Linked DNA regions of Mus musculus: region 2 is linked to region 1. Evidence: chromatin loops called from intact Hi-C (ENCODE). Cell type or tissue: left cerebral cortex. All regions are shown on one strand. Each heading gives the region's core, and the rest is flanking DNA. Links, peaks and the distances in the headings are about the cores only.

Region 1 (16,105 bases), core at 6,510-11,509:
GATGGAGTGACTACAGCATTCCAAGTCGGATGCAGCCATACACTATGCAGAAGAAAAGGGAAAACAGTTGAAAACAGAAGCATACGGTGCTATTCCTCCCATGAAGAGAACAGGAGAAATGCTGGGCCAAGAGCAAGAAGGCACACTGAGTGGAACTTTGGTGGTGGTGTTTCTGGGACAAGTACCTGTGTAGCCGAGGCTGCCCTTAAACTGACACTCCTGCCTCCATCTTCCTAGTGCTGGGATTATATGTAGGAGTCACTAGGCCTGGACCCAAAAAACTGTTCACACTAGGACAAAAAGCCAGTAAGCAGCACCCTCCATGGCCTCTGCATCAGCTCCTGCTGCAGGTTCCTGCCCTGACTTCCTCCAGTGAGGATGGACTGACTGATCTGCAAGTGTAAGCCAGATAAACATTTGCTTCGCCTACTTACTTTTGTCATGTGTTTCTTTTTTTTTTTTTTTTTAAGATTTATTTTTATTATATGTAAGTACACTGTAACTATCTTCAGACACTCCAGAAGAGGGAGTCAGATCTCATTATGGATGGGTGTCAGCCACCATGTGGTTGCTGGGATTTGAACTTCGGACCTTCGGAAGAGCAGTCGGGTGCTCTTACCCACTGAGCCATCTCACCAGCCCTGTCATGTGTTTCATAGCAGAAATCCTAAGACAGACTGTGTGTCTCAAGCATGGCTGGCATAACTAACTTTGAGGATAATGGTGGGAAAGTAGGGCATCGTCTCCCTATAAGTCACCAAAAAATTTGGTAGGTTATTTTTATATTTTAAAAACCAAAGATGATAATAGAATAAAACTTTGTTGTCAACTTAACTACATCTGGAATTAATTCAACCAAGCAGCTGGGCACACCTGTGAGGGATTCCTCTTGGTTGGATCATGAGTCGGAAGACCCACCCTAAATCTAGGCCACACCCACTGACTGCCCACAGCATGAGTCGGAAGACCCACCCTAAATCTAGGCCACACCCACTGATGACTGCCCACGTAAAAGAAGAGGGAAGCTTCTACTTTTGTCTGCCTGCCCTCACTCTCACGGTCTCTCCTGTCCCTGAGCCATTCCTTCCCTGGAGTTAGAACCTACTCCTTCAGGACTCCAATGCGGACTGTAAAGCGCCAGCTTGGTAGAGATCCCCCCCCCCCCCCCCCGGGAACTCTAGCACCAGACTGGGATCAGTTTTATAAAAAACTACTGGATCTCTGGCCTATCCTTCAGTTGAGAGCAATTGCTGGACTACTAGGAATACAGCCTAGAAACCATTCTAATAAGTCTCTGTGTGTACACGTGTGTACATATATACGATCACTCTATCACCTCTGTCTTTTAAAGGCCCTGATACAAAAAAATAAATGGAAAATTTACATTAAAACCCAAGGCCTGGCAAGTCCTTCACTTCAGTGTGTAGTGGACAGTGCACTGTGTGTTTCCTTTGCTTTAGAATGGGCCATCCATCTCTGCACCACTTTCTTCATTAGATCTCACAATAAACACTGAGCATCAAAGGAACGTAGCCACGTGAAACACAGGGCACATTAGCTGCTGCGGCTAGCACCTTTTTACTGGCTTAGATGCTCAAATGGCTTTCCTTTTTTCCTAAGCCATCCTCTCTGCCTAAACAGACAGTGCATAGGACCCGAGAACCTTTCTCAGGCTGTAAGCTGATAATCCCAGCACTGAAGAGGTGCAGGCAGGGGACCAGAAATTTAAGGTGACCCTTGTTTAAGGCCAGCCTGGGTTAATGAGGCTCAAACAAACTCAATGGAAAAGAGCCTCTCTCTGTATTGGTCTTCATGGTTGCTAGCACCTGCAGGTGAACACTTACATACAAAAAAAAATGTTTATTAATCTAATGAAGTGTCACAGAGATACAACAGGGAGCCGGTGAAGGGACATGGAATCTGCCTTACAGATGGCAGCGGGGGAGCCAGAGAACAGCAATATTACAGCCTTGAAGGTTTTACAACAGATAGGCCAAAGGCTAATTTAAATACCTGTCTTCTTATGTTCTGAGTCAGTCTCATGCATCCCAGTGTGAACTCAATATTACTATGTGGCCAATGCTCACCCAAACCCCTTGATCCCCCAACTTTCACCTCCAAGCTCTAGCATAAAGGATGCACTGTACTCTGGTAATACCTGTTTCCTTAAAGATAAACAGTGCCTGGCTACTATACAATCACTATCTGGGTTGAACTTGTCACTTAACAATGCTGACAGGACACTTTATATCATCTCAAGTGGCTCAGTTCACTGCTCTGAAAGTTCCTTACAGACACCGGGCAGTGGCTACTCCTAGTGGTGCACTCCTTTAGTCCCATCCCTCCTGAGGCAGAGGCAAGTGGATCTCTGAGTTCGAGGGCAGCCAGGGCTGTACAGAGAGACCCTGTCTGAAAACAACAACAAAACAACCATTTTAACATCTCTCTGAGCTTTTCCTGAGATAAGCTGTGGCTCGCCCCTCTCTCATGGCACTCATGCCTTCTCCCACCCAGACAGTCTAACTGCTGCCTTGTGTTGTCAGAGCAACAGTAACCTCTTATGACGTCAGAGAGAACTCCAACACAAACAGCCCCATCCATTTAAATACCGGGTAAGAGAACCAGCCTGCCACTTCTTTCCCAAGCCACAGGCTGACAATCATATATCCGGCCTGGCCTGCTTAGAAACACCAAGCACATGGGTAGAGAAGAGTAACAAATCAAAGGTAGCATATTTTAGACACAGAATGGGAAAACCATCTTCCTCCATTGTGTTTCCTGGTACAAACAGAACCTCCTACCTGACCCACTGGCTCAGCCAGTTCAAAATTCCCAAGCCCAGGTCTGAGGATGTACAGGCAGGAGGTCCTAGGCCCATTCCCCAGGACTAAAAATAATTTCCAAACCTCACATCATGCCATAGTTCTTGGTCTCTCCTCCTCAGGTCTCAAGCTACAAGGGAAAGGCAGGGAAGGGCTTCTCTTGAGAGTGCCTGTGAAAGTATTTGAGGCAAAATTGGAGACCTGGTTGCCTGGAAACCAGATGATCTTGAACCTTAGTTGCCTTGGCAACAGTAGGGGGCCTTTCTATTGTACCTTTAAGGTTCGCCCCAGTTATCAGGAGTTAGCAGTGGAAGGCCTGGTTCCAAATGGATAGATATTCTTCAATCAGTGTCGCCACCCTCCAGCGATAACTTCATAAATATTTACCAGATGCTTCCTAATTTGATGGACTTGCAAAGTCAGAGTTTTCTACATTTAAGGATTGGAGGCTAAAGAAGGTATCACATGACACCTACATGGCTTCAACCTGAAAATGCATCTCCTGATTACTCAGAACTTAAGTACAGATATCCACAGTTACCAATTTTCTGTTCCCCTTTCGTCAGATATTGATTCTATCTGTGAAAGCATGCTCACAGGTATCTAGGCTGGTGCTGCTGTGAACCTTATGGGAAGGAGTGCTTATCCCAACTAAGAGCTATAGTGGGGACTGGAGAACAGTGTCCAGATGACAGGGAAAGTGGTCCTCTCAACAGGTAACCATTTTCAGGCACAAACGGGAAAGCCACTAGTAGCCCAAACATCACCAACATGTTCAAATTGCAGCCAGTGTATACTCCCCATTGTTTCATCCCTTCTCATAAATCTCAATTCCAAAGCTGATCTTCCCATTCAATAATGAATATGAGTGAATGAAGAACTGAGGGCACTTGCCTATCATGTGCTAGGTCCTGGCTTCAATCCCTAAGACCAAAACCAAAGAGATCAAGGGAGTAAGGCCAGGCACAATAGCATATGCCTTCACTTACAGCAGAGGCAGAAAGATCTCTGGATTATTTGAGGCTAGCCTAGTCTACAGAACAAGTTCCAGACCAGCCAGGGTTACATAGTGAGACCCTGTCTGTCTTAGTCAATGTTCTACACTACTGTGAAGAGACACCATGACCAAGGCAACTTTTTTTTTTAAAGATTTATTTATTTATTTATTATATGTAAGTACATTGTAGCTGTCTTCAGACACTCCAGAAGAGGGGGTCAGATCTTGTTATGGATGGTTGTGAGCCACCATGTGGTTGCTGGGATTTGAACTCTGGACCTTTGGAAGAGCAGTCGGGTGCTCTAACCCACTGAGCCATCTCACCAGCCCCCAAGGCAACTTTTATAAAGACAACATTTTGGGCTGGCAAGATGGTTCACTGGGTAAGAGCACTGACTGCTCTTCCGAAGGTCCTGAGTTCAAATCCCAGCAACCACATGGTGGCTCATAACCACCCCTGATGAGATCTGACGCCCTCTTCTGGTGTGTCTGAAGACAGCCTTTAATCCCAGCACTTGAGAGGCAGAGGCAGGCGGATTTCTGAGTTCAAGGCCAGCCTGGTCTACAAAGTGAATTCCAGGACAGCCAGGGCTATACAGAGAAACCCTGTCTCGAAGAAGGAAAAAAAAAAAAAAAAAAAAAAAGACAAGGAGGAGGAAGGAGGGGGAAGAGGAGGAGGAAGAAGAGGACAGCAGTGTAGCACATCTTTAATTCCAGCACTTGGGAGGCAGAGGCAGGTGGATCACTGGGTTTTGTTTTTCTTAAATAAATTTTCATATATCCCAGGCTGGCCTCAAGCTCACTATGTAGCTGAGACTAGCTATGAACTTGTATCTTCCTCCCTCTACCTTCCAAGTGCTGCGACTATAGGCATGTACTACCATGCCCAGCTCCCCAACTTGTAAGATTTCTCTTTATGACTTTTTTCTTTTTTGAAGGTTCTATAGATGAGAGTCTCAATCTGTAGCCTAGGCTGGCCCGGAATTCACTATGTAGACCAAACTGGCCTTGAGTTTACAGTGATGCTCCTGCCTCTGCCTCCAGGTTACTATAATTACTTGGATACACAACCAAACCAAGATGTTTTTCAAAGAAGCAAGGAAACTTTATTTCCGGCAAAGCTAAAGAACTGGTTCCAGTACTACAGGAGAACAGTGGTGCTCAAAATGGAGAGTCTCGAAGGCTCGTGTAAAGTCGTAAAATGTTATTTACCTAGAGATGTGTGTTTATGAGGAGAGATGCACATGCCACAGCATGTTTGCAGATCAGGGCAGACTGCAGGACCTGGCTCTGTCCTCCTACTATGTGAATGAATCCTGGCTATCAAGTTAGATCACCTGGCTTGGCAGTCAGCACCCTTACTAGCTAAGCTATCTTATTAACTTATGAACTTCACTATCAACCCACAGATGACTTATTTCTACAAATGAATTTGCAAAAAAAAAAAAAAAAACCCTCAAAAACCTCAAAAACAGCTTAAGGGACAGAATTCACAATTTATGCAAATTAGGCAGGTATAGTGGTATACACCTGTGATCATAGTACTGAGTGGGTGCAGGGATTAAGCCAGGAAGATGGACTAGCCTGGACTACAGAGGAAGACCTTCAAAACAAAAACTCCAAAACTGTGATTTCACTTATTGTGTAGACTGTGCGCCAGCACACCAAGCATATGAACATATACCAGAGTTACACCAGGACCCACCTAGCTTTATGGCAACGCCTCAATCTTCTGTCCCATCCTTCCCAGGTTCACATGTCCATCCTCTGAGCCACTGGGTATCCTAGCAGAGCTACAATCTCCTGGTCAGTGCTCCTCTAGCCTCTCTGCAAGAGCTTAGACGCTTTCACTGCCTTGAGACTCTGTTCCCTTCCTACTGCCTATTGCCCTGGGCCTGCAAGCATTCACCAGTGTTGAAAAGAAGTGGTTTACTCAAAGAATGAGCTGATGAGTTTAGTACAAAAAAACTGTGAATTAAGTATATAAAATGAAAATAAAAGATTGTATTGACGTCAAAGCCTTGATGGAAAAAGAACAGAAAAAAAAATCCAAAACATTTAAATAGAATTACATATGCAACTATGTGAAACTGCATGAATCATTATGAAAATATAAATATACAAAGCTGGGTAGTAGTGGTGCATGACTTTAATCCCAATACTCGGGAGGAGGCAGAGGCAGGTGGATCTCTGAATTTGAGGCCAACCTGGTCTACAGAGCCAGTTCTAGCCAGGACTACCTTGTCTTGAAAACAAAACAAAACAAAGTATATATGTACATATATATATATACTGCAAGGTATATTGGTGAATACCTGTGATCCAGCATTTGGAAGGTGGAGGCAGGACCACCAGAGGTTCCAGGCCAGAGCTGGCTACATACAGAGTTCAAGACTAGTCTGAGTTCTACATGAGACTCAAGAAACATCAGCAAAAAAAGTCAAATATACATGATCCCACACCCCTTTTTTTAAAAAAACCAAAAGTGGAACATAAGAGAGATACCATCTCACTCTGTAGCCTAGGCTAGAACTTACAGAACTTTCTAGGTAGCCCAGACAGGCCTCAAACCATAGTGATTCCAACCTTCTGAGTATTGGAGTGATAGGCAGGCACAACACATAGTTTTCCAATAATATCCTACTTAGTAATTGTCTATGAGGACATTTAGGATGAAATATTGTAGTTATCAACGAGTTTACAGGAAGAGTCACAAATTTACATCTATAATGACAATAAGATATGTGTCTCTTTTCGTTTTGATTTTTCATTTCAACTCTGTATCTTTACTGGTACACACCTGCTGCCCAGCAGTGTTAGTGGTGGGCTGAGAATGTGGCTCTCACTAGGAAGGTCCTTGCTTACAACCCCACCAACGCCAAAACCACAAAGTAAAACTACAGAGGTGCTTGTCCTGGCTCCCCTAGGCAGGGACTGTGATGGCCCCTCTCTATCTCAGTCACTGTGGGTGTGCTAACATTGTCTATATTTTCACACATAATCCTAACCTCTCAAAAGGGTGTGAATTTAGAAAAACTGTTCACTGAGCACTATCTTTTTTTTTTTTTAATTTTTTTTTGAGACAGGGTTTCTCTGCATAGCCCTGGCTATCCTGGAACTCACTTTGTAGAACAGGCTGGCCTTGAACTCAGATATCCACCTGCCTCTGCCTCCCGAAAGCTGAGATTAAAGGCATGCACCACTACCACCGGGCTTTTTTTTTTTCTTAATGTGAGCACAGTCTTAAAAGCAGAATTCTTTCATGTGTTGTAAGTGTGTGAGTGTGCTTGTGCACATGGAAATCACAGGACATGTGGCAGCTGGGTCTCTCAATCTACCATATGGGTCCAGGGCTCAAATTCAAGTTGTTAGGCTTGGTGCTCTGCAAACACCTCTACCCACTGAACCCCTGGCTGCCTCTGCATTTCTATTTCCATGGCAGTATCAAGGAGTTTTAAGTTTCTCTAGGGAAAATGTCCTACCTTTAGTAAATGCAGGGAGTGTTCTGATCAGTGCATACAGCATAAGACATAAATTTCGTCAAGACTCAACCATACTGTCTGTAAGCAGAAGAAGGCTTGTTCTTTTGAGATATGGTCTCACTATGAACACACACATTGCTACACCCACTTCAGTGAAGTCTGCTTGACAGAGAGAGAGGCCTGAAAGCACTCACGAGGCAGAGTTTCAAGGAACCTTGGCATTCTCATAGCCCATATACTCAAACCCTATCCCTGCATTAGTATGGTGTATGCTCTCTTTCAGTATTGTTTTATTATAAGTGCCTTTAAAGATTGAATGCTGACATAGGTAAGCCTCCACCAGTGTTCCAACATTCTAGAAAATCCTTGAAGCCTAAGAGCTTGGAACTCAGTAGGAATTCAGTGAGAAGGTTACCTATTCAGTACCATTCAAATTTACTTCTAGTAGAGACAGTGAAACTAATTAGGCATTACAAAGAATGGAGCAAGAATAGGTCAGGGCTGGTCTGCAGAGTGATTACTTAGGACCAAGTGACCCAAAGCTGCCTTCCAGCCTCCAGGGGCACCTGAGCCCACACTCATAAGCATATGCATAATTAAAAATTAAGCCGGCGTGGTGGCACACGCCTTTACTCCCAGCACTTGGGAGGTAGAAGCAGGTGGGCCTCTGAATCCAAGGACAGCCTGGTCTACAGAGTGAGTTCCAGGACAGCAGGACAGCAAGGGTTACACAGAGAAACCCTGTCTCAAATCCAAAAAAAGAAAGCTTAAAACCAAATGCTAGGTATGATGGCCTATGCCTTTAGTCCCAGCACTTGGGAAGCAGAGGCAGGCAGATCTCTGTAGATTCAAGGCCAGCCTAAACTACCTAATGAATTCCAAAACAGCCAGAGACACAAAGACCCTGTCCCAAAAATGGGGAGTGGGAGGAGCCTCAGAAGTTTAAAGTATCTACTGCTGTTCTTTCAGAGGACCCAGGTTTGATTCTTAGCACCCATTAGTTATAGCAACTCACAACCTTCTGTAAAGCCAGTCTCCAGGGGTCCAACCCCCTCTTCTGGCCTCCACAGCACCAGGTATGCACATGGTTTACATACATACATGCAGGTAAAACACACATATACATAAATTAAAAAATTTTTTTAAAAGGGGGGGCACCAGAAGACCCTGCCTAACGGATTCTACAGAGCTGTCATGGTTGGGAAGCCGGGGTCTGACTTGGGTGTCAGCTCTGTCTTACAAAGCAGCAAGCAGCCTCCATTAGAACATGCTAGAGATGGACAGTCAGGGACTTTACAACAGGATCTCATTTAATTGTGTAGCAAAACAGCAGTTTGATGCTACTGCTGGCATGGATCCACAATATGCCTGGCTTAAAGGAAAACGATAGGTTTTTGTTTTTGTTTTATTTTGTTTTTTAAGACAGGGTCTTACTCTGTACCTCTGGCTAGCCTGGAACTCACTATGGAGACTAAGATGGCCTTGAACTCACTGATCTGTCTCCACAGTGCTGAAATTAAAGGCATGTGCCATCATACCCAGTGAAAATAATCCTCAAAGATGTGTTTCCCAAATGTCAGCCCAATACCATGTATGTCACGTATGTAGGTGACACACTGAATGACATCCAATTCCACAGCAGAAATCATTTCCTTTGCAATTTTTTCCCCAATGTTTCAGAATCTCCTCTGAAGAAAACCTCATGTAAAGACCCCCCCTAAATACTCCTGTCTCATAAATCCCAATTGTCCTCAGACTTGATAATCAGCAGCTGAAATGTCCTTGAACTTCTGATGGTCCCATCTCCACTTCCCCTGTGTCCAGATTACAGGCATGCACCACCATGTCCCATTTATGTGGTCCAGGGGAGCCAACCTACAACAGGAGCAGTCTACCAACTGAGCTACAAACTCCTCACCCTTTATCAACTGTCTGTGGACTCAAGATTCCTTCCTACCAGAGAGCCTGACAAGATGAAGGCGTAGGCCGTGCGCATCCTCCACTCACACACGCCCTCTGTCCCGACCTGCTGCAGCCCAGGCTTCCGAGCACCAACCTAGTACTGGACACTGATGAGTCCCAGGCAGGGCAGGAGCCAACTGACCTTCAGGGCTTTGAAGATGACCCCTGGGTGCCGGGGAGACCTGGTGGTGTTGTTCTCTAGTAGCTGTTCCAGAGCACGCCGAAGCCCAGAGAAGTCTGTGGGCGGATTGTATGTCCTCGTTCCCTTGTAGTGAATGGAGCTAAAGGCTTCGGGGAAGCGGCCCAGCTTCCTGAAGCGGTCCTGGATGAGCTTCTCGGGCGCCTCGGAGGGGTGATCTGTACGAGCAGAAAGGCACGTAGACAGTGAGTGCCTTTTCTGAAAACTAAAGTTACCTCCCTTTCGCTGTAAACGTAAGATGTATTTTAACTCTACCTATGTAAGGCACGACTACTATATGATTAGAATTACTGCACTTGCTTGGCTTTGTCTAAAAAGGAGCGAGGAGAAGGGATGGCGTCTCACGAACAGGCGCTGTTTACATGGCTGTGTGACTGCACATGTGCCTTACACACTGTGATGTAATGGGCACTTGTCTGCATAGAAGAATCTTGAAAAGGATTTACTGAAAGAAAAAGGAAGACACATCAGCATAGAAGGAAGGACAAACAGGGCCTGTATCGTCTTCCTCCCACATGTCCACATTTTCTGTGACATCACCCTTCCCCACACCTTGCTTTGTAGTCACTTGTTACACTATATACTGAAGAGGCACCTTATTCTTTTTAAGAGCTATCCAGTTCCCCAGCCTATGGATACATTTAACCAGTTGTCTACCAGCGAGTGAGCAATTCACCATTTAGACTCTGAGAACTCTGCTCTTACGTGATGAAGCTGCAAAGCTGTGGCAAACTAGCAAGACGGAGGGAGTGGCTTGTGTACAGGCTCCGCACCTGTCCAGCAGCCAGGGATGGGCAGAGTCAGTGTACCGGTTAGAGATAAAGGTTTGATATTTTAGATTAACTTCCTTTAACGCTATAACAAAAGCACTCAAACGCTAAAGATATATTAGCTCAGATTTTAGGAGACAGTCATTAAACAGCAGCCATCATAATCCTGGACTTATTCCTTACACTCAGCTCCTGCTGAGATTTGAAATTAGTAGTGTGAGGCATTAGTCCCTGCCTTCTCCAACCCAGGAACTTGACCTGGCCTCTTCTCTCCCTCCCTCCCAAAGTGTCTGCACCATCTTCCCAGGAGCATTTAATCACTGCTCTCAAGTGACTTTATTCTGCTCATCTACATAACAAAGTCCAGGCAGGCAGGGCATCCCTAAAATAATTATCCTAAGTCAGAAAAGATTTCAACACTGTCTTCTTACTGATTTCTGCGGTTGACAAAAGCCATTGGGAGGTGGGGAGTTTACTTTCTTACACAGCCAAGGCGCATCTACATAGGGATGGCACTGTCTGCAGTGGCCTAGACATCTACATCAATTAGCAATCAAGAAAACAAGGTTTGGAGCGGGAGAGGCAGACCAGTGGTTAAAATCACTAGATGCTCTTCCAAAAGACATAGGCTCAATTTCTAGCACCCACACGGCAGCTCACAATGGTTTGTTAACTCAAGTCCCAGGGAGTCTGACATCCTCTGTACATGGACAAGGTAGATACTATATACATGTAGACAAAACATACACACATTTGGGGGGGGGGGGAATAACAAAAGAAAATAGGGGCTAGAGAGATGGCTGTGGTAAAATGCTGTGGTAAGGCAACACTGACTGTTTTTCCAGAGGACCCAGGTGAGCATCCTCCGCCCTCTCTGCCCCCCCCCCCCCCCCCGCAAACACTGCTGATTTATGCACACGGTATGTAGATATATTCAGGGAAAGCATCTATACCAAAAAACTAAATCTCAAAAAATGCCCACAGGCAAGTCTGATCAAGCTGGGACTCCTAGACAAACCTAGACTGTCCAGTTGACTTCGGAAACTAACCAGGAGAGCACTTGGCTTTCACACTTTCAGATTCAGGATGCTCCTTTCTCAGACTTTGGCAAACATTCCAAATCCAAAGTCTCCAATCCTATTTCTGGTCCCAGGCATTTTGGATAAGGGATACTTAACCTGTCATTCATTTCTTATTAAACTCCTACCAGCACTCCAGATCAACAGAAATGGGAAGCTGAACAGCTATGAGGCAAAAAAAAAAAAAAAAAAAAAAAAACAAACCAAAAAACCCAATGCCCCATTTGTCCACATTCTGGCACGTCTCCCCCTCTGCTGTCTTGCTCTATCTTAAGACTTCAAGAAGCCCTTTTGATCCAGAAAAGGCTCCAGATGTCAAAATTGGAAGACGGTAGTTCCAGTCCCTATTCTGCTAGGACCTCCTTGGTTATATATTGCCAGCAGTTCTCTGAGCTGTCATTTGGGGCTGCTACACACAACACTGTACATAGCACAAAGTAAAAAGATAGCTTCTAGGGGCTGGTTATTTCAAAAGCCTGAACTGATAATTTGAAGGACTGAACACACAGGAAAGTGCCAGAATCAACATTTCTTGTCTCTTCATAGCCATTTCTTGCTTAGTCTTTAGAAGGTCAGGACTCACTGGAACCACCACAAAAAACAACTGGCTCCAGGTCCTTCCAAACAACCGCCCCCGGGGCTGGAGAGATGGCTCAGCGGTTAAGAGCATTGACTGCTCTTCCAAAAGTCCTGAGTTCAATTCCCAGCAATCACATGGCTCACAACCATCTGTAATGAGATCGGATGCCCTCTTCTGGTGTGTCTGAAGACAGCTACAGTGTACTCACATATAATAAATAAATCTTAAAACAAACAAACAAACAAAAAAACAACCAACTGCCCCTCTTACCACTATTGTCATGACTTAGTTCCCCCCACCCCCCACCCCCGCCATCTTCCTGACTACCAGGGAGATTCCCCAACTCCAGACATGCTCCTTTACTGTTCCTGGGATAGGGTTTGGGAAGAGGGATGTTCTGAAATACGGCCCTGACATTATATAGGTCCCTGCCCAAAGATCCTTCAGAGAACTGATCCAAGGTCACCCATGGTCCGATCCTCAAGTATCTCCAGCTCCCTCCAACATAAACTAGCCATGCTTCAGACAGGCACAGCTCTTCATTCTTCCTTCCACACACATCTGTGCACAAGACACTCATATGGGCTCTTTAGGATGGATGCAGCAGTGAGTTAGGTAGGTAGGTAGTTTTTCTACCTTCATATCGTTTCCATTTTCATGGAAAACACAAAAAAAAAATAAGCACACACAAGATGACTCCAGATGTGGGGAGTGTGGGTGAGAGGAAGAGTGCAGAAAGGAGATGGCCTAGGAGGTCAGGAAGGGTTTGGCCCAGATGAGAGATGTACTGTTATCTGGGGGACAGAGGTACAGACAGACAGAGCATATCCCAAAGTGAAAACACAGGAAAGATGTGTAGCCAGTAGGGAGCTGTATCCACGTGTGTACATGCAAATACATGAACATATACACACGCATACACACACATACATTCACATGTACACACGGGCAAGCACAAACACAAGTGAGGAGAGGGTCAAGGGGGATAACCAATGGCCAGACACACTGACGGGTTAAACAAAACACCTTTAGAGTTTAGCTTAAACTTGATTTTATTTTTTTTAATTTCTTTTTTTTGTTTTGTTTTGTTTGTTTTGTTTCTCAAGACAGGGTTTCTCTGTATAGTCCTGGCTGTCCTGGAACTCACTCTGTAGACCAGGCTGGCCTCGAACTCAGAAATCCACCTGCCTCTACCTCCCAAGTGCTGGGATTAAAGGCGTGTGCCACCACGCCCGGCTTTTTTTAATTTCTGAGAGAGGGTCTCAATGTTTCAGGCTGGTCTCAAACATTCAATCCTCCTGCCTCAGTTTCCTGAGTGTCAAGATTATAGGCCCACATGCTCACATCCAGCTACTGGATTAACTCTTCTTGGCTTCCATTACATTTTGTTGTAACTAAAAGCAACCAGGAGTATCACAAGCCAAGGTACCTAAATTATAAATGAAGCTTTTATTTCGAGAGCCCTCTAGAAGACAGAGAATGCATCCCAAAGGCTGACCCTGAAGTTTGGGGATCTACAGCCGGTTCCTGCATACAGCCACTCCTGGGAAGGAAACTGCCTGGGACTTGCTCCTCCCAGAACTTTCCCAGCTGCTCTGCCTATCCCAGGTTCAACTTGCGGACACTGCTTCCTCCTTCCGAGGATGTGTGGTCCCACTCCCCATTCCCACAGCTCCAATGCCTACAATGCTACAGAACAGACTACTGGACGGTCTCTCCAAGTAGACTGAGGGGAGAGGTTTTTAGTTCTACACCTCTCTGCCTGGCACATGACATGGGTACTTTCCTGACTGAATATACAGATAGATGTGAACAGTGTAACTGTTTTAAAGGGCAGACCACCACACCACATCTAAAAACTCTAATGATTTTAGATATATAATGTTATATGTTGCACCTGATAATCCCACTCCGTATTTCTCAAGGGAAACAAACAGTAAGCCAGCTTACAGATGCACTCAGCACACACACCTCCACAGGATCCACACTCTCCTGGACACAGACATAAGTCATACTCCTGAGGCCAACTCCTCCACTGAGAACTCTCTGCTGTTTCTCTTCTGTTCTTTTTCATTTGTATTTTGAGAGAGGACCTCACTGTGTAGACCAGGATGGCCTCAGACTGGGGCTGAGCTTCCAGCATGTGAGGCCTCTGGTTGTCTGTCTGTCTGTCTGTCTGTTTGTCTGTCTGTCTGTCTCTCTCTCTCCCCCTCCCTCCCTCCCTCCCTCCCTTCTTTTTTTAAAGATTTATTTATGCGAGACAGTGGTGGCGCACACCTTTAATCCCAGCACTTGGGAGGCAGAGGCGCAGAGGGGCAGAGGCGCAGGGGGCAGAGAGGTGCAGAGGCAGAGAGGCAGAGAGGCAGAGGCAGGAGAATCTCTGAGTTCAAGGCCAGCCTGGTCTACAGAGTGAGTTCCAGGACAGCCAAACCCTGGATAGAGAAACCCTGTTTGAAAAAAAACCAAAAAAAAGAAAGAAAGAAAGAAAGAAAGAAAGAAAGAGATTTATTTATTATTTTATGTATGTGAGTACACTGTAGCTGTCTTCAGACACATCAGAGGAGGGCATCAGATCCTATTACAGATGGTTGTGAGCCACCATGTGGTTGCTGGGAATTGAACTCAGGACCTCTTGAAGAGCAGCCAGTGTGCTCTTAACCACTGAGCCATCTCTCCAGCCCCAATCTGGTCTCTTTCATGCATTTACCCCGTTTCTAATGAATCATTCTCATCAGAATAGCATTGTTTTAATTATTGAAATATTTTAAGAGGGAAGTTCTTAGTAGCTGCCCATGAGCCACTTTATGGTCTTACTTGGAAAGAATGCATTCACCTCACTCACACCCTTCCAACAGTGCCTGTATGTCAGCTGCCTTTCTAGGTTTTGTTGTTGTTGTTGCTGCTGTTGTTTGAGATAAGAGTCCCATGTAGCCTCTGCTGGCCCCTGACCCAGAGCTAAGGATGGTCTCTATTTCTTGAATCCTGGGCCTAATGGCATATACCATTATACCTGCCATATTTAATATTAATTATATAAAATATTCAAATTACAGGCATAATCACTCTGCCTGGCTCTTCTAATCTCTCTTGAGCCCTCTCTGAAGTGTGCACCATCAGCATCCCAGGGAAAAAGACCCCACCCCGATCTCCCAGGACCTTTAGTCTAACGCACCTGTTCATTATTGCAACCTTCTTGGAACATTTAAATCTTGCCTGGGTACAAGTTTTTCTGGGCATCACCATACTGCACCCCAGAGCATTAAAAAGCCAGTCTGTGACACACCACTGTCTACTCACCAGAACCCAGAAGCTGAGTGTGCACAGTCTCATGGAAAATAATAACTGCAGGGCCCAGGGTGGATAAGGGGACATCCAGGCCACATCGTGCAGTGGTGGCCTTGAGTTCCTTGGTGAAGTGCTTCAGGTAAGCTTCCGAGGCATCCCCAAGGAATTTGAAGAGGTCATTATGCAGCCGGTCTGCATGAGTTCGATAGATGACCAAGTCTGAGATGGCCAGGACCTTCAGCAGCAGCCGTGTCCTCTGGCTCAGATTCACGGTGGCCCCCAAGAGTCCTTCTGTGTCTATCACTGCTACCTTATGGACTGGGTCATAGGCTGCCCACACTCCCACTGTGCAGGACTCCTGAGCAGGGGAGGTTTTGAAGACTTCTCGGCCATAGAAGAAAGTGTGGTTGAGTGTGTGAGACTTTCCATCACCAGTATTTCCAAAAATGGAAACCACCTTGAGATGCTGGTCAGGCTTACAGTCCAATTTCCTGATAAAGTCCTCTTCATTTGTTACCTTCAAAAAAAAAAAAAATCAAGACAATAAAATATAGGAACTGAAAAACTAACTCCTATAAGAAATATGACTGCTGGGCTGGTGAGATGGCTCAGTGGGTAAGAGCACCCGACTGCTCTTCCGAAGGTCCAGAGTTCAAATCCCAGCAACCACATGGTGGCTCACAACCATCTGTAACGAGATCTGATTCCCTCTTCTGGAGTGTCTGAAGACAGCTACAATGTACTTACATATAATAAATAAATAAATCTTTAAAAAAAAAAAAAAAAAAAAAAAAAGAAATATGACTGCTTCCCAGGAAAAAGACCTTTTCTGACTCTTCAAAATGGAAGGAAAAGGCAGTTCCAAGGCAAGTTTCACTTCAGCAATCAGCTTGTGAGACCCTCTGAAGCTTCAGTCAGGGAGAGAACTT
Region 2 (16,105 bases), core at 5,920-10,919, 86 kb after region 1:
AAATTAAAAGAAAATGATGAAAATTGTGGCCCTACTACTACAGTTTTTGTTGGGAACATTTCTGAGAAGGCTTCAGACATGCTTATACGACAGCTCTTAGCTGTAAGTTAAAATGTTTATTTTTCACCTTTTAAAACTGTTAATAAATTTCAAACTTACTGAGTAGCTTGTTTTTTTGTGACAGGATCTCAGGTAGTCCAGGTTGGCCTCAAAGCTGGGAATCTTCTATCTCCCAGATTGTTGGGACTAAGGCCTGTGTGCTCATGCCTAAGTTCTCTATTTTTTTCCCTCAGCATTTTAATATGAAAAACTATCAAATCTGTAGAAAAAGAGCAGTCTAGTAATCACACTAGAACTCTGTGACTCAGATTCATCAGTAAACTTACCAATTTTGTCTCTTAAATATCCATGTTTCATAATTTATGGATGAGTTGCGATATAATACTCACTTGAGTGTCAAATGGATGTTTCTGAGAGCAGATAGATATTGTCCTTACACACGATCCAAATGCTGCTGTATTCACCACTACATAGTTTGTACTCAACCTTCCCAGTGATGTGTGTATTAACTGCTTTTTGTTTTCTGCTTATGATATAAATATGTGCTTCATTTTGGAACCATAATACAGAACAAGTTTTCTGGTTTTATTTCTTTTTATTTATTTAGCTTGTTTTCCTGATACAAGTTAGAGCTTTCATAAAATATTTCTTAGAACTTGATTTGTTTATTTGTTAGATTCAAAGTATACCATTTTTGTTGTGTTTTTTTTTTTCAAATTCTTTTTTGATTTATTTATTTTATGTATTTGAGTACACCATTTCTCTCTTTAGACACACCAGAAGAGGGCATCAGATCCCATGAGAGATGGTTATGAACAATCATGTGGTTGCTGGGAATTGAACTCAGAACCTCTGTTGGAACTCTTAACTACATTGCCATCTCTCCAATCTAAGTGTACAGTTTTTTTTTTTTTTTTTTTTTTTTAAGATTTATTTATTTATTATTTGTAAGTACACTGTAGCTGTCTTCAGACACTCCAGAGGAGGGCATCAGATCTCGTTACGGATGGTTGTGAGCCACCATGTGGTTGCTGGGATTTGAACTCCGGACCTTCGGAAGAGCAGTCGGGTGCTCTTACCCACTGAGCCATCTCACCAGCCCAAGTGTACAGTTTTTTAACACAAGTGTTTCATTGCATTCTTTGTTTTGTTTTGTTTTTCAAGACAGGGTTTCTCTGAATAGCTCTAGCTGTCCTGAAACTCACTCAGACCAGGCTGACCTTGAACTCAGAAATCTGCCTGCCCCTGCTTCCTAAGTGCTGGGATTAAAGCTATGTGCCACCACCGCCAGGCTGTTTCATTTTATTCTTATTCCCCGTTTTTGGGGATATTGAGTTACTTAATTAAAGTGATTAAAACTTAATCATACTAAGAGTGCATTTACCTTACTAGTAATTTTTGGGCTAATATGTTGTGATTTTATGAGTCAACAGATTTTATGAGTCAACAGATTTTAAAAATATTGTTTTTGGTTTTTTGGGTTTTGTTTGTTTGTTTGTTTGTTTGTTTGTTGAGATAGAGTTTCTCTGTGTAGTCTTGGCTGCCCTGGGATCCCTCAGTAGACCAGGGTAGCCTCAGACTCAAGAGGCTACCTGCAGTTGCCTCCTAGTACTGAGATCGTAGATCTGCACCACCACTTCCTGCTAAGGCTTTATGTATTTGTTTAAGCAGCCTGTTAGATATTTCAAGTGTTTGGGAGATTTGGAGTAATTTTAACAAGCTTAGTTGCCAGCATGATCGTGCTGAGCATTTTGTTCTCTGGTTTCCCTCCTGTATTGATGGTATTATCGTCCCAGGCTGCCCTCAAACTTGTAGTACTATCTCAGTCTCTTCTATTACTGGTGTGAGCTACCATACACTATAACCTATAATTGTGATCTTACTTGTCTTGAAACTTTTGTTTGTTAAGTGGTAATTCTTAAATTTCTTTTTAAGAAATGTGGTTTGGTGTTGAGCTGGAAGAGAGTGCAAGGTGCTTCTGGGAAACTTCAAGGTATACATAATTTCCTTACTCGTTTTTGCCACCATTTTAACCCATTTGTATAAGTTTATATAAACTTAGCATGTTTTATTTTAATTTTCTTTTTCCTTTTTTTTAAAAGATTTATTTATTATTATATGTGAGTACACTGTAGCTGACCTCAGACACACCAGAAGAGGGCATCAGATCTCATTATGGGTGGTTGCTGGGATTTGAACTCAGGACCTTCAGAAGAGCAGTCAGTGCTCTTACCCACTGAGCCATCTCGCCAGCCCTTATTTTAATTTTCTTAAGAATGTATTAAAAGGCCATTGAATATGTTTGGCTGAAATTTGGGATTAGAAGATTCAAAAGTTGAAGCAGAAAAGGAGGTAGAAGAGAAAAAAATGAGCATTACTCAATAGTGTTTTCTTCCTTCCCTCTTTGAATATGCTAGACTGGACAAATCCAGTGGTTTCTTTTAAAAAAACTTACTACTGGCCTATAAGTTTTTTAAGGATTTATTTTCTTTCTCTCTCTCTCTCTCTCTCTCTCTCTCTCTCTCTCCCTTCCTTCCTTCCTTCCTTCCTTCCTATCTATCTATCTATCTATCTATCTATCTATCTATCTCTACATCTACACATATATTTTTTGTATATGAGTATGCTGTCTTCATGCTTTTTAAAAGAAGGCATTGGTTCTCATTAGATACAGTTGTGAGCCACCATGTGGTTGTTGGGAATTGAACTCAGGACCTCAGGAAGAATACTGAGCCATCTCTCTAGCCCTGTTGGCCTGTAATTTGTGTAGAGGTTTCTGTATGTGAATACAGTGCATATCTAAGCTGGAAGAGGGTGTGGCTCCCTTGGAACTGGAGGTAGAGTTGGTTTCTACCTGCCTTACAGGAGTCCTGGTTTTCTGTAAGAGTAGCATGTATTCTTAACTGCTGTGCTATTTTTCTAGCTCTCCCACTAGTTTTTTTAGATTTTTGAGGTTCTTTTGCCTGAAAGTAAGGCTGCCTGACCCAAATGCAATAATTAGAGCTCAGGAGGAGGGAAGGGTAATTAATTGGACTGCTTTTGTTTTTTTTTCCTTTCGAGACAGGGTTTCTCTGTCCTGGCTGTCCTCTGTAGACCAGGCTGGCCTTGAACTCAGAAATTCACCTGCATCTGCCTCCCGAGTACTGGGATTAAAGGCATGTGCCACCACTGCCTGGCTCTGGACTTTTTTTTTTTTTTTAGGCCTATTTATTTTCACTTTGTGTATATGAGTGTGTGCCTTCCTGCCTACTTGTGTGCTTATGCACCTCGTGTGTTCAGTTCTGCAGAGGCCAGATGGAGGAGTTGCTTTCCCTGACTTGTGGGTGGTGGGAATGGATCCTGGGTCCCTGGTAAAAACAAGTGCTTTTTTAGTGTGAAGCCATCTTTAGCTCTTTGGTTGTGTGTGTGTGTGTGTGTGCATATATATATGTATGTATGTATGTATGTATGTATGTATGGTTGGTTTCTTGTGTCTTCTAAAAATGTTCCTCATTTTATTTAAGAGTCTCTTGTCCTTAGAGCTTGTAGATAGTAGAATAGCTAGCCATCTTGGCTAGGGAGTTTCTTCCATGTTTGCTTCTGGAGGGATGGGATTACTAGGGCTTGCCATATTACTTCTACTTTTATGTGGGTCCTGTGGGTACGTGGGATCTTCAGGTCCACACACTTCTATGGCAAGTGCTTCCCAGCTATCTATGGCCTATTTTGAAAGTAAACTGCCTTTCATTCTAGACTGCTAAATTCTCTGCTCTCTGTCTCCTTTTTCTCCTCTTGGTGCTGTCAATTTAGGGGAGTGTTTCATATATGTGGCCACCATTATTACTAAGCTATACCAAGTCTTGATTTAAAAATACCGCCAGGCGTGGTGGCACACGCCTTTAATCCCAGCACTTGGGAGGCAGAGGCAGGTGAATTTCTGAGTTTGAGGCCACCCTGGTCTACAAAGTGAATTCCAGGATAGCCAGGGCTACACAGAGAAACCCTGTCTTGGAAAAAAAAAAACAAATCAAAACCTTTATTGTGGAAAAATGGACACATATACAAAATGTGATGATGTGACAACTCCATGGTTACAACTCACAGCTTTAATAATTATCAGTTTATGGTCAGTAATCTTATTACCCCTACCCTACAGCTTTTCTTTTGTGTTCCTTTATTCACCCATTCATTACCCCCCCCCCCTTCTTTCTCTTTCCTTCTTCCCCACTTTTCCCTTTTCTCTGTATAGCCCTGGCTGTCCTGTCCTCATTCTGTAGCCTGGCCTCTAACTCAGAGTTCCTCTTTCTGCCTCTGCTTCCTGAATTTTGTGATAAAGGTGTGTGTCACCGTCTGTGCCTGGCTGTTCATGTTATTTTTAAGTACACCCCAAGCACTGGGATTTTTGTCTCTGTATTGTAGTATATACTCTGAAACATGAACATTTTATTTTGGCGGGGGCGCAACTGTAGGAAAATTTGCCCAAAATATAATCATAGTACCTAAAAATACTGCCTGTTTTTTTTCTAATAAAAAAAAATAGCCATGCTGTCCAGTTAATTTTTCTATAAAAGTCAAATTGAAAACATTTCATTGAGGATACATATGAGCTTTCTATAGTGAAATTCATAGGGGATTTATTCTGAGTTTAAAGCCATTCCAGTTCTCATTCGCTTCTGGCTTTTGAGTTCTGGGATTGTAACTGTCCTGCCCCAGCAAAATACAAAATGCCCCTGGTTAATGCTATATCCTATCCTTTGTTATTTTTTTAATTTTTAAAATTTCATTATTTTTTAGCTCTTAGTAAATAATGATTTGCTGGATTTTCTTCTTTCCCCTGGTCTTTTTTTTTTTTTTTTTTTTTAACTCTCCCTCCCCTCTGGGTTCATCAATGTTAAAGTGAAATGGTTATTAGAGGGTTAAAGAGCAGTGTTGTGGTGATGACTTCAGTGACCTCATAAGTATTACCTTTAATCATTTTGCCTTGCTGTATTTTTTCATGTTTTTAATACCTTAATATTTCACAAATTCTTCTTATTTATTGTTAGCTTTTGGATTTTGTGAGTATAAAGAGCCTGAATCTACCCTCCGTGCTCTCAGATTATTGCATGACCTTCAGATTGGAGAGAAGAAGCTACTTGTTAAAGTTGATGCCAAGACAAAGGCACAGTTGGATGAATGGAAAGCAAAGAAGAAAGCTAATGGGGTATGTAATATCTTTTCTAGCCTACCTGTGCCAGTTCTGTGTAAATACTTCATATTGTAAGTAAATTTAGCATGGAGTCTCACAAGATTATTGTCATTGTAATATGTGCTTGTGGCTTATGCAGGAGTGTATTTTATAGTTTGTAGATAAGTGTTTTATCTACCCACAGTGGGTGGATGACTGTTGGTTTGCTTGTTCCAGGTTGGGATGAAAGTAGTAAGGGAGGCTGGACAAGGTTAACTTGCCAGAGAAAACACTTGTACAGACTATTCCAATCAGAGCTAATTCATTAAGGCAGCTTTGTAAGTAAGTATAAAATATATATTTCAACCTACACAATGTTTATTAGTAATCCTCTCTCTTTTAGTGCACACAGATTGGATTCTGAAATGAGTGAAAATAAGTCTTAACTACTTCATGTATGAGTGACCTTATTCAGGATTTTTATTTTTCATTTTAATTCTTTTACTTTGCATGAGGATAAAGGAGGTCTTTTTGTCTTGTGTGATAATATATATTGCATCCTTCACAAAACAATCTTAAACTTGAGTATATAGTGTCTTAAATGTATATATGTACATATGTGTGTATATACATATATATGTACATATACATATATATGTGTATGTGTTTGTTTTTTCTTTTGTTTTCCTTCCCCCTACCAAAAACAAAAAAACAAACAAAAAAAAACCCCAAAAAAAACCCCAAAGGTCTGTACTTTCATCTAGCTTTCATTACTTTTGAAGAGAGATATAGCCTTCTCTTACCCTTTCTAAAACCTTTGTGTATTACTTTTTTTAAAAAAGAAAATTTTAACCTTTTTAAAAAAATTGTGAGTATACTGTAGCTGTCTTCAGACACACCAGAAGAGGGTATCCTCTCAACAGTTCCCATTCCAGATGGTTGTGAGTCACCATGTGGTTGCTGGGCATTGAACTCAGGACTCTTGAAGAGCAGTCAGTGTTCTTCATTGCTTAGCCATCTCCAGCCCCTTAAAAGAATGTTTCTAAAACTCATATTTAACCATATTATAAAAAAGAAGTTAAGTTTCATGACACCTTAAGTACTTTACTATAGACGTTCTATTCTCATGCTCTGGAAGGCATTTTCTTCTGTGTACCCTCTTTCTTCCAGTGCTGAGGGTAGAGCCTGTGTTACAGAGAAGTATGCTGCCACTGAGTCACATCCCTACCCCATGAGTATAGCTTTAATTGGAATATTTTTATTTCATAAAAACAAGATTAAAGCCAGCTGCAATGGCACAGTCCCAGCACTTGGGAGTAAAAGCAGTTGGGACAGGAGTTCAAGCTCATTAGTTGTACAGGGAATTTGAGGCTAGTCTGGGTGACATGAGACTTAAAAACCAAAATGTATTATTGCATAATTCTTGTTTCTGTTACTTAGATAATTTCACTGACATATACTACATATATATATTTACAGGGTAAAATAACTGTTGCTTGCTGGGCGTGGTGTCGCACACCTTTAGTCCCAGCACTTGGGAGGCAGAGGCAGGTGGATTTCTGAGTTCGAGGCCAGCCTGGTCTACAGAGTGAGTTCCCGGACAGCCAGGGCTAAACAGCGAAACCCTGTCTCGAAAAACCAAAACCAAACAAAAAAACAAAAATAACTGTTGCTTATTTGTCAGATTTAGTTTTAGTAGTTTGGATTTCCATATGAAGTAAAGCCTGTGTTGGGCATAGTATTAAGGTTTTGTTGTATTACATATCCCTTGGATTTGTTTTAACTTATTGGAATTTTTTTTTGAGAGATTTTTATTTATGTGAAAGTGAGCATGTGTGTTTATGTGCACCATATACGTGTATTTCCTGTGGAAACCAAAAATGTTATTAATTTCCTAGAGTTAGAAGCAGCTATGAACCCCCATGTTTGTTGAGGAACTGAACCCATGTTGTCAAGAGCAGCAAGATTCTTAACTGCTCAGCTCTGTTCAGTCTCTGTTTTGACTTTTTTTTTTTTTTTTTTGAGATAGGATCTCATGTAGCTTCTTACTACTCTTTGTAATATGACCTTGAACTCTTCCCCACCCCCACTCACTTCAAGTGCTGGGATTAGATGTTATCTCATTTATTGGATCTTTAAAGAAATTTGTTTTATTTATTTGTATGTGTAGGTTGTGAATGTATATGTGGAAATTAGAAGACAACTCATGGAAGTTCTCTTCTACCATTTGGGTCCCAGGGATCAAACTGAGGTTGTAAAGTTTGTGGCAGGGCCCCTTTACATGTTGAGCCATCTATTGGCACCATTCCACAGACTTTTTAAATTATTATTTGATCTCTTTGTTTTATTGCCCATCTAAGCTCATTAAAATTTTGTTTATCTAATTAACATGATCTGATTCCTATACCTGTGATAAAACCTCCCCTAAATAAGGCACTCATGACAGAGCAGAGTGTAAATGCCACAAAAGGTCAGCTTGGTGATCCGTACAGGAATATGGATGAGGAGTTATTCCCAGGAGCAGATATGACCCAGACAGCCACATCAACAAGGCCCAATCAAGCAGAGGTGATAGCTCACAAAACTCGGAAACTGAAACACATCGTACAGCCTATGTGCAGTTCAATATGCAGTTCAGTAGCTTAGAGGTTGTCCTTTCCAGTAACTGGTCTAAACCTCTTGTTAGCTCAGCTGGTTTCTTATATCTGTTCTTAGTCTTTTTTTTTTTCCCAGCTTTTCTTTGAGAGACTTATTTGCAGCTCAGCTTTTGTCTCCTTTTTTTTTTTTTAAAAAGATTTATTTATGTGAGTAGTTGTTCTCAGACACATCAGAGGAGGGCATTGGATCTCATCAGATGGTTGAGCACTACCATGTGGTTGCTGGGAATTGAACTCAGGACCTCTGGAAGAACAGCAGTGCTCTTAACTGCTGAGCCATCTCTCCAGCCTTTATTGTTCTCTCAGCTTTTATTGTTCATTTTGTCAGGGGAATCTGGTCAGTTTCAGGGACTTATTAAAGTTATTTTTAGTTGTCAACCTTCCTGTTCAGAGAACTACAGGATGGAATGTTTCAGTTTGGAAAAAATTTCACACAATAACCTGTATCATTATAAATACTGTTCTGAATATGTCCCTCCCCCCCCCCTTTACCACAATATGCTCTTATTATTGTCTCTTTTATAGCCCATCATCCTGTTGGATTCTGCTTACCTCCCACATCCATGATTTTCAGTAGCTACCTCATTACCACCTAGGAAAATATCTTCTAAATTAATAATGATATGAATGTTTACTGAATAACAGTACTAGCTCTGTTGTTGACTTTTAGTTTCCTCTGACTCTGAGGTCAAAGAAAGATCACAAGTAAGAGAAACAATAATTTGTATGAAAGGAGTGATCTATTTTTTCCTGATTTTTGAATTGAAAGAAAAGATTTCTTATCAACTAAATAGTTTGATTAAAAATATTTCAGTCTATATATAGATTAGGTTTTTTTTTTCCTTTTCCATTTTTTAAAGCTTGTATTTAGTAAAATTGTATATCATTGCAGCTATATCCAGTTTGATCTATCTAGTCTGTGTTCTGCTTGCTGCTTTTTGTCTCCCTACCCAGCAATAAGTCTAGAGATAATTAATGATTGTTTCAAGCTGTGTTTGTTCACCATGTGTACAAGAATAAACCAGTGGGCTGGAAAGCTGGTTCACTGGCCGCTCTTGGAATGGACCTAAGTTTGATTCCCAGCACACACATGGCAGCTTACAACTGCCTGTTACTCCAGTTCCATGGGATCCAACACCCTCTTCTGGCCTTGCCTCCATGGGCAACAGGCATGCAAGTGGTATGCATATAGGCCGGCAAAACACCTATACGAATAAAAGAAAAATGAATTGGTGAGCTGAGGTTGGTGCATGCCTTTAATCTCACCATTTGAGAGGGAAAGGCAGGTTGATCTGAGGTCAGCCCCATCTACCTCAATCAGGCTAGCCAGGATCTACCAGCATGTGTCTTAGAATGCAAAGCAAAACAAAGAGAATTAATTGGCAGCTGTTGGAGTACAGATAATCTCTGGAAAGCCATGTATGTGCATTACAGTCTAGTAGATAAAAGGTGCTTCAGGAGAAAATGTTCACATAATTGCTTCCAAGTTCATTTAGTGAGTCGTGTTTTCTGAAAGAACTGTATTTGCTTTGGGTTTCCCTCAAAACTGCTTGTGTTTCAGATGATGAGAGTTAGTCTGGAGAACGTCTCCAGAAGCTCTGTTTCCTCTCACTTTGGATTTGGAGGTAGAAGCTGAAATTCAGAAATGGGTAATTGTTTGGAAATTGTGTGAGCTTTGGATAATATTTGGCAGCTTATCTATTGACTTTTTTTTTTTTTTTTTTTTTTTTTTTTTTTTTGGTTTTTCGAGACAAGGTTTCTCTGTATAGCTCTGGCTGTCCTGGAACTTACTTTGTAGACCAGGCTAGCCTCGAACTCAGAAATCCACCTGCCTCTGCCTCCTGAGTGCTAGGATTAAAGGCGTTCGCCACCACGCCCGGCTTGACCTTTTTAAATAATTCCAAATAATCTTCTGTCCTGTGATCTTTTTGTGATATTTTTGTACTACTGATAATTAGCAATCAGTTAAGAGACTGATTAGGCTCATAAGCTTTCTTTCTGAAAATGTAGATTGAGGGGCAGTTAGCCATTTGAAAGGTAGACTTGAATTCTTTTTTTCTTAAATCCTTCATGGTTGTAATTGTGGAAAATAGCTGTATGGATCTTTCAATTTCAGTTTGTAGGAGATGATAATTTAGGGTCTACAGGTTAATTCTATGTGGGAAGCCGTGCACAATCACCATTACAAGATGGGGCTGGCTTCCTCAGTGCCTAACTAGTAAATAAGCAATGTGCGCAGGTGCTGGAGTAAATTCATGCCAAGTCACTGCCCATCCCGGGGTGTAGGAGTGGGGTGATGAGCGAGCAACTAATCAGGAGCTGACACGTCACACAGAGGGGTATTTAAGCAGCTCCATTTTCCGGGTTCGGGGTCTTCCTGAGAAGCAATAAAGCTTTGCCGTAGAAGGATCTGGAGTGTTTTTTGCTGGTGAAACGTTACAAGGACAGTTCTATATTAGCAGGCCTTTGAATTTACAACTCCATTCCTATTCCTATGGTTAGAAACCTATGGAGAGTCTTCCAAGGGAAAAGAAATCAGGAATGTAGGAAATGTCACACAGATCATATATTTTTCTTCTGGATTTCATTTTTTAAGACTGTGCTGCCCTGCTTGGCCTTGAACTCACAGGCCAGATCCACCTGCCTCTGTCTCGCAAATGGCGGGATTAAAGGCCTTCAGCACCAAAGTCCAGCAGTGAATACTTTGATAGAGTAGAATTTAGATATGAAGGACCTGGGTTTGGTGCTACATAGTTAGTGAGTGGTATAGCAGGTTTAAGAGGTCGGCTTGGGCTGAATGTTGGCGTTTGTGTGAGCAAAAACAGTAACACACTCTAAGCGCTAAATTTGAATTATCAATAGCCGTGTTACTAGAGCATTCTCTTTCATAGAAAACTTTCAGAAAGCCAAAATCATATCATTGTGGATTTTAGTGACAGGTGTATAAATTTAAGGACCTTAATTACCAATTTAAAATACAGTCACGCCAATTATAGTTTATTAATACTGTTTAATAAATAATTTTAATAGTTTAATTACAGTCCTGTGTAAAAGCATCTTGTCCTTATCTAAGATGCCAAGTAGAAAATTGGCAGCCAGAAGATTGGATGAAGAGGCAGGTTTGAGAAAGTAAGAAACTGGGTGTTTATCTTTGATATACTTCTATTTCTTACTATATGTTAATAAACATTTATGGTCCAAAAAAGTTTTAAAAATTTGTGCTTTTGGGGACCCCATCGGAGGAGTTAGGGTAAGGACTGAAGGACCTGAAGGGGTTTGCAACCCCATAGGAAGAACAACAATATTAACCAACCAGACCCCTCAGAGCTCCCAGGGACTAAACCACCATCCAGAATACACATGGAGGGACCCATGGTTCCAGCCGAATGATGGATGGCCTTATCTAGCATCAATGGGAGGGGAGCCCTTGGTCTTGTGAAGGTTCATTGCTCCAGCATAGGGGAATGCTAGGGTTGTGAGGCGGAATTGGTGGGTGGGGGAGCAGGAGGTAGGAGGATGGGATAGGGAGTTTTCAGAGGGGAAACCGGAAAGGGGGATAACATTTGAAATGTAAATAAATAAAATAAGCAATCAAAAAAGAAGAAAAAATTGTGCTAAGTTTTCTATAAGTATCATAAAGTGTGCTCTGAATAAGAATTTATTTAAATTAAATGTTAATGTAAGGCTTATTGAATATGTATATGAAATAGTTTCTAATGATAGAAACAAATTAATGATGGTTGTTATGAAACACCTGGTAAGTTATACTTGTTACTAAGTAATCACATAGCGCAAAATCAACTTGAGTAGAATTGAATGTGTTGTGACCAAGAACCTGGCATTTATATGGAAGATTATAGTTCTTTTTCTCTTGCTATATTGTGTTGAATCCAGAATGATACCTCCTAAGCAAGGCCCGTTTATATTCCTGGTTCTACAAGCATGATTTTTGTTACCTGCCAATGTAGTCAGTATATATTACCAAGTAAATTGCTATTTTGAGACATAAACATGTATAATTTTTGTTTAGAAAAATTGCTTTGTATGCACAATTATCCATGCTTTTTCCTTCTGTGTCATTCTTTATTTTTCCCTATGTTTTGAGTAAGTGTTGAGTTGAAAGTAAGGGGAAATCAAAAGTTTTCAGGTCTTAGAATAAATTTTTAGTTTTAACTATATGAATTCTATATTTGGGGGCTCTAAAGCATGATTAGAACCAACAACAGTATGTTTGAAGATTGTGTTTTTCTGAGAGACAGATTTTCTTTTGAGATAGGATCCCCTTAGGGAAGGGAAGTTTGCCTAATAATTACTATCCTGCCTGAGAGCTGTTTTCATTTGTCACTCCTGCTGGCTTTTACTGAAGGGTAAACTCTTTACCTTTCATTTGTGGTATTTGTAGATCCATAGATTCATGCTAACTATTCTTTGAGGTTATTGTGTTTAGTTGAAAGGAAAGGTAAAGTCTCATGTAATCCCAGCTGCACACATATTCCAAATCCTATCTTTGCCTCCTAGTGCTGGGAATTCAGACATTAACCACCATTGCCCAATCAGAAAGTTACTCTTAAATAAATTATTACTAAAGTCTAACACTTCTTTTTGATAAAGTATAAACAAGTTGTGCGTCTATGTATTTGACTGATTCTTGTGTTTGTTTTTTTTTGAGACAAGGTTTCTCTTGTAGATCAGGCTGGCCACAAAGTCAAGAGATACCTTTGGCCCTCTCTGTCTCCTGTGTGCTGGGATTAAAGGTGTACATCACCATTCTTGGCTAGGTTTTGACCTACTGCATGTGCAAGTCAGACAGAAAGGAGTATGGTATATAGCAGAGACATGGTTTTACTCTGTAGCTCTCAGATTGTTCTGGACAAATGCACACACATCTGGCTTTGAAATCACAGAGATCCACTGGCCTCTGCATCCTTGGTACTGGATTCAAAGAGTATACCTCCATTCCTGGCCAGGTGTATGGTTATCATAAGCTGCTTTTGCTGCACATAGACATATTGGAAGCTGGGCTGGTTAAATGGTAAGGAACTTTGATGCTAGGACTGACTACCCAAGTTTGATTCCTGAGATTCCTGTGGTGGAAGGAGTCCTCAAGTTGTCTTCTTGACTTCCATATGTATGCCGTAGCACACACAGATATACAAACATGGAAATAGTTTTTTAAAAGATTAAAAAACATGTAGAAGCATATGTGGGGAAAGAATCCTTCATTTGCAGCCTATAACCTTTCTGGTGATTAGGTTTTGTAGTATAGCTATCTAGTATTTTCCTTGGTTAGCCCATTGATATTTTTTTCTTTGGAATAATTTTTGTCTATTCTCCTCAAATTTGTGTTGGTTTTTAAGAACGCCAGACCAGAAACTGTCACTAATGATGATGAAGAAGCCTTAGATGAAGAAACAAAGCGAAGAGACCAGATGATTAAAGGGGCCATTGAAGTTTTAATCCGAGAATATTCCAGTGAACTAAATGCCCCCTCACAGGAGTCTGACTCTCACCCCAGAAAGAAGAAAAAGGAAAAGAAGGAGGACGTATGTGTTCTGACAATAGTAATTTATATAATTTATTCTTCTGGAAAGTACAATGTTTCTTTAGAAACTCAGGAGTTGTCTGTGTCATGAAAAATGCTATAAAATACACATATATATTGTTTATTTAGGGATAGTGTAAGTTCTGTTTTGAGTTTCAGTGTCTTTGGGCATTTTAGTTTTATCATTGGCCAGATACAATTGTATTACTGTAATTATTCATTATTTGGTCCAAAAGGTGCATCTACTTGGTATTATTGGGAATACTAATGTAAAGAGTTAGTCAGATAATTAGGTAAAGTTGAAATTTTTCTTCCTCCATTGATATGGAAGGATAAAAATAACTGATAGTAATGAAGAGGGTAAGTTACGGAAGTATTATTTTTTGGCTAGAATTATAGGCAAATCTTTTTATAAGGTAGATAAATTTTGTGCATGCAAATACATCTCAAATGATAATTTCTTACATGTTAGAATTCCTTATCTTAGGAAACAGTCCTGGTACTCTTAAGAGTATTTTGGCTATTGAAAAAAAAGCATGTGATGGGTGATAGAGGGATTTAAAGATAAATCATTTTTACTGTAATTTGAGATCAAGAAAATATCACACGTAGTTATTATTTCCTGGATAAGTATGTAGTCAGTCTAATTATAGCACAATGTGAGCTGTTTTTTAAAAAATCTTTGTGGGTTTCTCTGCAGATTTTCCGTAGATTTCCAGTGGCCCCATTGATCCCTTACCCACTCATCACCAAGGTTCGTTTGAACTGTAGGCTTTGATTTTTATGTGTGCACTAACTGCCAGATATGTGATTTTTATCATTATTATTACTATTACTATTATTATCATAACTTTACAACATTAGATTTTACTTCCAAGTTGGTGGGTTTTACTTAGATGTATTTGTAATACTTGCATTAAATACTAAATTTTGTTATTTTTCTATTAATGTATGTAAATCTATTCCTTTCTGTTCACTTAATTTTAGGAGGATATAAATGCTATTGAAATGGAAGAAGACAAAAGAGATTTGATATCCCGAGAGATCAGCAAATTCAGAGATACACACAAGGTAGTATTCTTGATTTTTCACTTGATACCAATCTAGACTTTTTACAGAATCCAAAGCAAAAAGACAAGAAAATCAACTTTGCATTAGAGTATAATTTATTATTGCCTTTAATAGGCTTAATTGATACTAAGGTAGAAACAAAAGAACAGAAGACTAATACCATATTTAATAGTGGCCATTGCTAATTGTTCTCAGTCACTGACTGCTGCAAGCATCTCACTTTAATATAACAAAAGTTAATTTAGATTTCAACATGAACATCAAGGTCAGATTAAACTATTCAGGGGGCAGCAGGATAACATACATATAGTTCAGTTTATCTTGTGGGCAGGTCTTTAATCCTAGGAAAAACTTTTTTAAAGAGCTGAGATTAAAATTTAAGATTTATATTTGTGTGGATTAAGTTTGAGTGGGGGAGATTTTAAAACGTAGGCCAGTGATTACCAGACTTACCAAATTATAGATGCATGGAAGAACTGTAAATTCCCATAAAGCTAATCTATTCATTGACCCCCACCATTATGATAGAGATCATATGGTGACTAATGCAAGATGAAACTCTCAGCTTGGAAAGTAACAAGGAATAGGATGTAAGTATGAGCTTCTGTTTTTTATTATATTTATGGATGCCCCCTCAGAAAAATATGCAAAGGGGTAACTGGCTTGGAAATGGGTGTTTGTATATAGTAAATCCCACTCATGAGTTTTGCCTATTTAAAGCTTCTCTCAATGACAGTGCATCTGTGAATGTTCGCTGGTATTGAAGGTGATGCTTTCGGATGGTGAAATGCAAAGTGCATGATGTATTTTGATGTTAGAGGTAATAAGATATCATTGGTTCTGACTAGACTGAGAAGTGCATAACATAACTCAGTGGTGTTAAGTGTTCACTTTCTCTGTATTTGAATCATATTTTTTCTTACTGCTTTCAAAATCCCAAGTTACAATTAATGCTGATTATCAGTGCTGTTGAACACTTAATGTCCAGATACCCAATCATAGGTCACATAGAGTGCTTTTTCAGGAAGTAGATGTGTCTAAAAGCACAAATGTAACTCCCACAGTTTTGAGAGTTACAATGGTGGTCTGTGGCAAGTCATAGTAGAATAATCTTAATGTATGTTCACTATTCCAATTAAAGGCTGAGTAAGCTTTCAAAGGGTATACAGTTGTGTGTGTGGTTTACCCGCCTTCTGTTTTTATTTATTTGTTTTAATCCCTGTCATGTTATTGGTGAATTATGAGGAAATCAGGTTGGTAAAAATTTTTAATTCACAAGCTACTACTTCAGCATTTTAGGGGTTTGTCAGGCATTTCACTGCCTTTTATTTTACTGATGGCAATGTTCTGAATTTCCAAAATGTGATTTAGAAATAAAAGAAATCAAAACAAAAAAACCAGTTCTCTTTGGGTGGTGTGGTTAAGGGGATATTTTGAATTCTTAGCAATAAAAAAATGAGCTCAGTGAACCTTTGCATGTTTTGGTATGAGATTATTAAATAACCACAGACTGTCAGGGTATCAGCGTGGCAGGGGGCGTCCATTTACAGCACGGATGAGTCTGAAGAGAGAATAAGGTAAGATTTTTGATTTTTTTAAAAAAAATTCTTTCCTTTTTCTTCATAACTT

Evidence for each region. Peaks named below come from ENCODE experiments on the same cell type or tissue, not always from the same donor. Only the 100,000 strongest peaks of a DNase experiment are listed, where the experiment ranks them.
Region 2: it touches region 1 in a loop (2.2-fold over the local background); 2 of 42 quality-filtered maps call a loop at or near these places.

The regions. Positions count from the first base shown.
Region 1 is chr12:83,559,444-83,575,548 of GRCm38, forward strand. Zfyve1 (zinc finger, FYVE domain containing 1) reads right to left here. Exons shown (of 12, transcript NM_183154.4): 3 at 15,189-15,693; 4 at 9,406-9,620. It overlaps Gm51952 (a long non-coding RNA gene), which reads left to right and starts at 2,579. Exons shown (of 2, transcript XR_003950093.1): 1 at 2,579-2,612; 2 at 9,126-11,510. In left cerebral cortex, for the core only: no CTCF peak of the experiment used is centred there; a DNase peak (open chromatin) is centred at 9,514.
Region 2 is chr12:83,646,203-83,662,307 of GRCm38, forward strand. Rbm25 (RNA binding motif protein 25) reads left to right here. Exons shown (of 19, transcript NM_027349.4): 4 at 1-102; 5 at 1,996-2,053; 6 at 5,085-5,242; 7 at 13,221-13,406; 8 at 14,106-14,159; 9 at 14,393-14,476. Among named protein-coding and RNA genes, the nearest start is that of Rbm25, 22 kb to the left of the region's middle. In left cerebral cortex, for the core only: no CTCF peak of the experiment used is centred there; no DNase peak of the experiment used is centred there.